Linked DNA regions of Mus musculus: region 2 is linked to region 1. Evidence: chromatin loops called from intact Hi-C (ENCODE). Cell type or tissue: heart. All regions are shown on one strand. Links, peaks and the distances in the headings refer to the core of each region. The heading gives the core; the rest is flanking DNA.

Region 1 (2,813 bases), core at 230-2,729:
CATATTCTCATTTTCTCAGCTCTTCGTTCTCTAGGGAAATCACTTTTTTTTTAAAAGTAGCTCAAGTGGAATACACTGTAAATGACTTGAATTTTTGTTTTGTTCATTCCCATCTGTTGTATTTTTATTAATATATTCTTTCTTTTATAAAAGATAAAATGAATATTAAACAAGGCAAAGCTATTACAAATCCTTCACTTTGCCACTGAAGAAAATTGTTTCTTTTAAATAATACAGGTTTTAAAATATGTTCCTGTTAGTGGATATTTGAGCTGTTTCCAGTTTGGTGGATATTTGTGTTTAAGCTCTTTTATGGACATAAGTGTTGATTTCAGAACCCTCAAATTTTAATGTAGTCAAGCCCATCTACATATTTTCTCTCCATTTTGGCCCTTCAACCCACTTTTCTGTTCCCCTGAAAGAAGGAATGGTTTTCCAAAAGGACTCTCAGTCCATACTCTATCTCTCATTCTTCTGTCACATTTATAATCTATTCAAGTGCCTCCTCTAAAAATGTTGTCTTCTTCCTATTATAGTTCCATTCCTACATGGCCAACTGTGTAAAAATACTAGTTTAAAACAACCATCACTTTGTTCTGCTCACCAGCGTGTGGGTAAGGAATCACAAAGTGCCCAGCTAGGCAGTTCTTATTTGCACCATCATGCTCTCTCGGCCATCTGAAGAAACCATAATGCTATCTCAGCCATCTGAAGGAACCATAATGCTCTCTCGGCCATCTGAAGCATGAACTGGCCTGCAGGTGTCCTGTGTGTCTGCTCCCTTACCTGGAGGACAGCGTCTACCACAGAACTCGCCTGGGTCTTCTCTTTTGTGGTGAACTTGAGGTTCCGTAGGTGGCTACTTTTCTCTAGGACAAGCCCTCCAAAAGGCACCAGAGAGAAGCCCCCAGGAACCTCTAGATGTCACCTGGTCTTAGGCAGCTGCTAAGCACGGACCAGAACACTTCTCATGTGGTTCTTCCTGCCTTTTGGTGTATGTGTACTTTGAAAAATGTGAAGTATTTCACAGAAGTTTGAAAATACAAATAATCATTATCGTGAACTTAAGTTTTATCATTACCACAAAAACTTCCTGAAATACAAGTCATGGTTTGGATCTAATTATATTTTTCCTTTCATTGTTTTTGTCAGGGAAATGAAGGGCATGATTCTTCTTCTTGGATATGGAGCCATTATGAGACCAAAGCGAATTTTTCAAACAATTTCCTTCTTGTCTTTCATTTTCAGAAAAATACACTTAATAGGAAAATTATACCAGAGGAGAGCAAGAATAAAAGTCAAGTGCCTTTTAAGGGGCAAGTAAGGGAACAGAGGAGAGATAAATGAGTGGTGTGACCCTACGTATCCTCTTCTACTTTTGCAAGAATTGCTGCCAAGCCATCACAGAGGATGTCAGGAGTTGGAACATCTAGAGGAGTGAGGAATTTGACCAACTTTCCAGGGCAAAGGTTCTGGCTAAACCAACTTGCTAAGATTTATTTTTAGCACTGGCTGATGTAGAGGTGTTGAAGGGAGGAGAGTCGGGGGCTTGAAAGACCCTGGTTTGGTCAAAGAGGAAGCATGCTAGTTCCTCCTCTTGTTCTTCGGCAGGGAGGGCAGAGCAGAAGCACTGTTCTTGAAAAATAGAAGTCTATTTCAAATGCTGTCACCTTGTTTTATAATCTGGGACAGCTGAACCATCTGTTGAGACTTGGTACTAGAGGCTATTTCCTAGATGGTACAAGCAGCCAAGCATTTAATGAGAGGGTTATCTACAAAAACAATGACACACATTAATATTTGGAGACTATAAACCCACTTCCTGAGCCCAGAGGACAGACAGATTGGAATTCTGAAGACAGTGCAAAATTTTCAAAGAAGGCTTGCTTTATTTCTGATTGTACGAGTACAATCTACCTAAGTGGTATGTGTCACATACAGCCTAAGGAAAAGAGAGAGCATCTCTTTCAATTCAGAAAATAGAGCTTAAAAGCAGCAGCAACATTGTTCCAAGAAAATACTGTTCTGGTTAGTTTGGGGCACCTTGATATTAACTAGAGACATCTGCAAGAGGGGCCCATGGCTGAGGTGTAAGCTCTTCACATTGGCCTGTGGGACTGTCTATGGGGAGTTTTCTTGATTCATGATTGACATGGGAGGGCCCAGCCCCCACAGTAAGTGATGTAATCCCTGGCCCTAGGCTGTATAAGAAAGCAGACTGAGCAAGTCAGGGAAAGCAAGTCAGAAAGAAACATTCTTTCGTTATTTCAGCTCCAAGCATCTAATTTGAGTTCCTACTTTGGCTTCTCTAATGATGAGCTGTAATCTGTAAGCTAAATAAATATTTCTTCCAAGTTTTTCTAGCCAGTGTTTTATCACAGCAACAGAGAAGCACACTAGAGCCCCATCCTACCAAACAAATACCATTCCATTCCAACTCTGATAATTAATTCCTGTTCTGCACAATTCTGGGTTAAGTAGTTTTATATGCTAATCTTTCAGCCTTTTCACTATACTGCTGAAAATCCTTACTCAGTGCAGTGGCATGACCACAAAGCTATTTAAGGAATCCCCTCATGAAGCATTCCATCCTAAGGTTCACTAAAAACACATTTGAGGGGCTGGAGAGAGGGCTCAGCAGTTAAAAGTCCCTGCTGCTTTTTCAGAGGACCTGTGTTCTGTTCCCGGCACCCACATCAGGTGGCTCATGCCTATTACTCATTGGGATCGAATATTCTGTTTTGACCTCTGTGAGCAATCTCATATTTCCCCCTCTACCTTCTCTCTCTCTCTCTCTCTCTCTCTCTCTCTCG
Region 2 (2,813 bases), core at 266-2,765, 320 kb after region 1:
CCCTCTCAGGTCCATGTCACCACACCTGGCTCTTAATGGAGATACCTACAACCTGAAGAAGTATGAGATTCAATAAGAACTACTGATGAGTATAAAGATGAGGCCTTTACTCAGAGTGACTTGCAGACTAGTGAACACCAGTAATCTATAAGGCAGAGGCAAGTTCACAGAGGCACAGAAGGGTTAGGGAAAAGATGTAAATGGAGAATATGCCAAGCTCACTACAGGACACCATCAGTGATGGGGGTGGGGGGTGGGGGGACCCTTCCTCATGACAACCATTGACAAAGAAAGTTCTCTGTAAAATTGGCTGCTCTCTGAAGGGGATTGCAACCCCATACGAAGAACTAACTGAACCACCCAGAGCTCTCAGGGACTAAACCACCAACTAAAGAGTATACATGGAGGGAGCCATGATTCCAGATACATATGGAGCAGAGGATGGCCTTATCTTACATCAATGGGAGGGGAGGCAGCTTGCTGCCCCAGCATAGGGGGATGCTAGAACGATGAGGTGGGAGTGGGTGAATGGGTGGAGGAGCACCCTCATAGAGGCAAAAGGAAAGGAGAGAAGAGGTATGGGATAGGAGGTTTGTAGAGGGGTAATCAGGAAGGGGGATATCATTTGAAATGTAAACAAGTGAAATGATTAATAAAAAAATATTGGCTGTTCTCAGCAGGTCACACAGGAGCGAAGGACCTGCACGCACACACCATGCCTTTAAAACACTGTGACCTTCTGTTGATGGCTGGCTTTGGGAGGTTTTTCTCATCACTTATATTTGCATAGCTTTTTTTCTGACTCAATGTTATCACTTTTTACTTCTACATTTCAAAACTCTGACTTTTCTTTCATTCTATTTTTTGATGAGAAAGCCGTTTCCAGTCCCTCAGTTTTGTGGCCACTGCTCAACTTTCCTGGGGTGCTTTTATGACCAATGAGCTACATTTCACTATGAATTTTGTTTTCAATTCCTATTTCCTTCTGAATGTCCAAGTAGATTTTCCCTCCCTGTGATTATTTGTTTACATTTTGAACATTTTTTTTTCTCCCTTTGGCTGAGAATCCGAGATGATATCTGGAGTGCTTAACTGGCAGTTTGAGTATTGAACATCTTCACTTTTTGAAAGATGTCTATGGCTGATTCTAATAGCCATGTCTTCTTGTTCAAACAGGATTTGTCTTTCCTTAAGATAGTCCCCCTGTTTTCCTTGTGCTGTTTTCTTACAAGAAATGTTTCTTAGATCGCAGCTTCCTCCATGCTTGTAACTAGTAGTATATAAATAGGATCTATAATCCAGACAATGCCGTTCTAAGTACTTCTCTTGTATTTAATCTATGCTTTATGACATATTAGCTTTATTTTATAGGTTAAACTGAAGCAATAGAGGAGTAAAAGCTCATGAGCTTGGGGTAGTAAGCTTTAGAACTGGGACACAATCATAAAGAGTTCCCATTTGGTCTCAGGTGGAGCTAGGGACATCAGTGCTGGAAGGTCTAGTCTATACTACCCACCTCAGTCCCAAGAATTCTATCCTGCTCTATCCCCATCAGCCCTGAGAGATAGATCAATCATAATTCTACCCACAGCAATCCCAAGAAATCTGACCTAAGTTTACTTCTGTTTTAGGGTTTCCATTGTTATGAAGAGACACCATTGTAACCTCCCCCCACAGCCTGAAGCAGGCTGAGCCAGGCTTGACTTGTGGTCACTAGGAGATCACCTGGGGTGGAGCCTGCCTCCCTGGATCACCCTATTGTTCTGCCACTGCCGCTGCTGCTACCTGCAGCCTAGCTGTTCTGGAGACTACACGTGGTCACCTGCAGCTGGACTCCAAGGATGATTTGGCGGGAATGCCCCCCCCCCTTCTTTATAAGGCGAGTTCTCCGATATTAAAATTGAGCTTTGATCAGAAGGTCTTGACTTAGCTCCATTCTTTCTCTCATCCGTCTAGTTCCCTCTCTTTCAGCTTGAGTCTGCCTCTTTAGCCATACCCCGTTTCTTGCGAGCTGCTGGACGGTCTGCAACACACCATGACCAAGGCAACACTTAAAGAACAACATTTAAAATGGGTTGGATTATGGGTTCAGAGGTTCCTGTTATCAAGATGGGAGCATGGCAGCTTCCAGGCAGGCATAGTGTAGGAGGAGCTGAGAGTTCTAAATCTTCATCCAAAGGAAACCAGGAGCAGACTGTCTCCGACACAGCAAGGAGTCTTAAAGCCAACCCTCACAGTGGCACACTTCCTCTAACAAGGCCACACCTAATAGTGCCACTCCCTGGGCCAACCATATTAAAACCACCACAGCATCTTTTATTGTTTGCTTCTGAAAATTATTGCAGCAGCTGCTGGCTGGCTCGGTACAGAACAATAGAGGAAGTCATGCACTAGACTGTAGTGAGTTAATTACTTCTGTATTCCCAGCCACATTTACTGCTACCTTGAAAAAGTACCTGGCAGTATTTGCTTTATGCGCTTCAGGTAAGGGTCACCCTTTCTGCATGAAAAACTCCTTTTAAAACTTCATTTAATATGAAGAACACCTCCCCCTTTCCAAATGAGGGCAGAACATTCATACTTAGTCTTACCACTTATTCTGCTGCAATCTCTTGTACTTAAATTTGCCCTAATGTTTATCCTTTGAGAATTTCAAATAGAACATATTTTCATCATATCCACCCTCCACATTCCTTCTTCCAACTTCAGAATTTACCCAATCTTGACTGTCACTGTGTGTTTGTGGACCATAGAAAGGGGTCGCAGATACCTCTTGAAATGCTTAGTATACTAAATAACCCTCAGGACACTTG

What was found. A loop is a pair of places that touch in the nucleus more often than their neighbours do. Peaks named below come from ENCODE experiments on the same cell type or tissue, not always from the same donor. Only the 100,000 strongest peaks of a DNase experiment are listed, where the experiment ranks them.
Region 2: a loop joins it to region 1, with 5 times the contacts of the local background. A loop is called at or near these places in 16 of 42 quality-filtered maps.

Annotation. Positions count from the first base shown.
Region 1 is chr16:58,293,187-58,295,999 of GRCm38, forward strand. No RefSeq gene overlaps it. Among named protein-coding and RNA genes, the nearest start is that of 4930461C15Rik, 110 kb to the right of the region's middle. In heart, for the core only: no CTCF peak of the experiment used is centred there; a DNase peak (open chromatin) is centred at 1,445.
Region 2 is chr16:58,610,837-58,613,649 of GRCm38, forward strand. No RefSeq gene overlaps it. Among named protein-coding and RNA genes, the nearest start is that of Ftdc1, 4.7 kb to the right of the region's middle. In heart, for the core only: no CTCF peak of the experiment used is centred there; no DNase peak of the experiment used is centred there.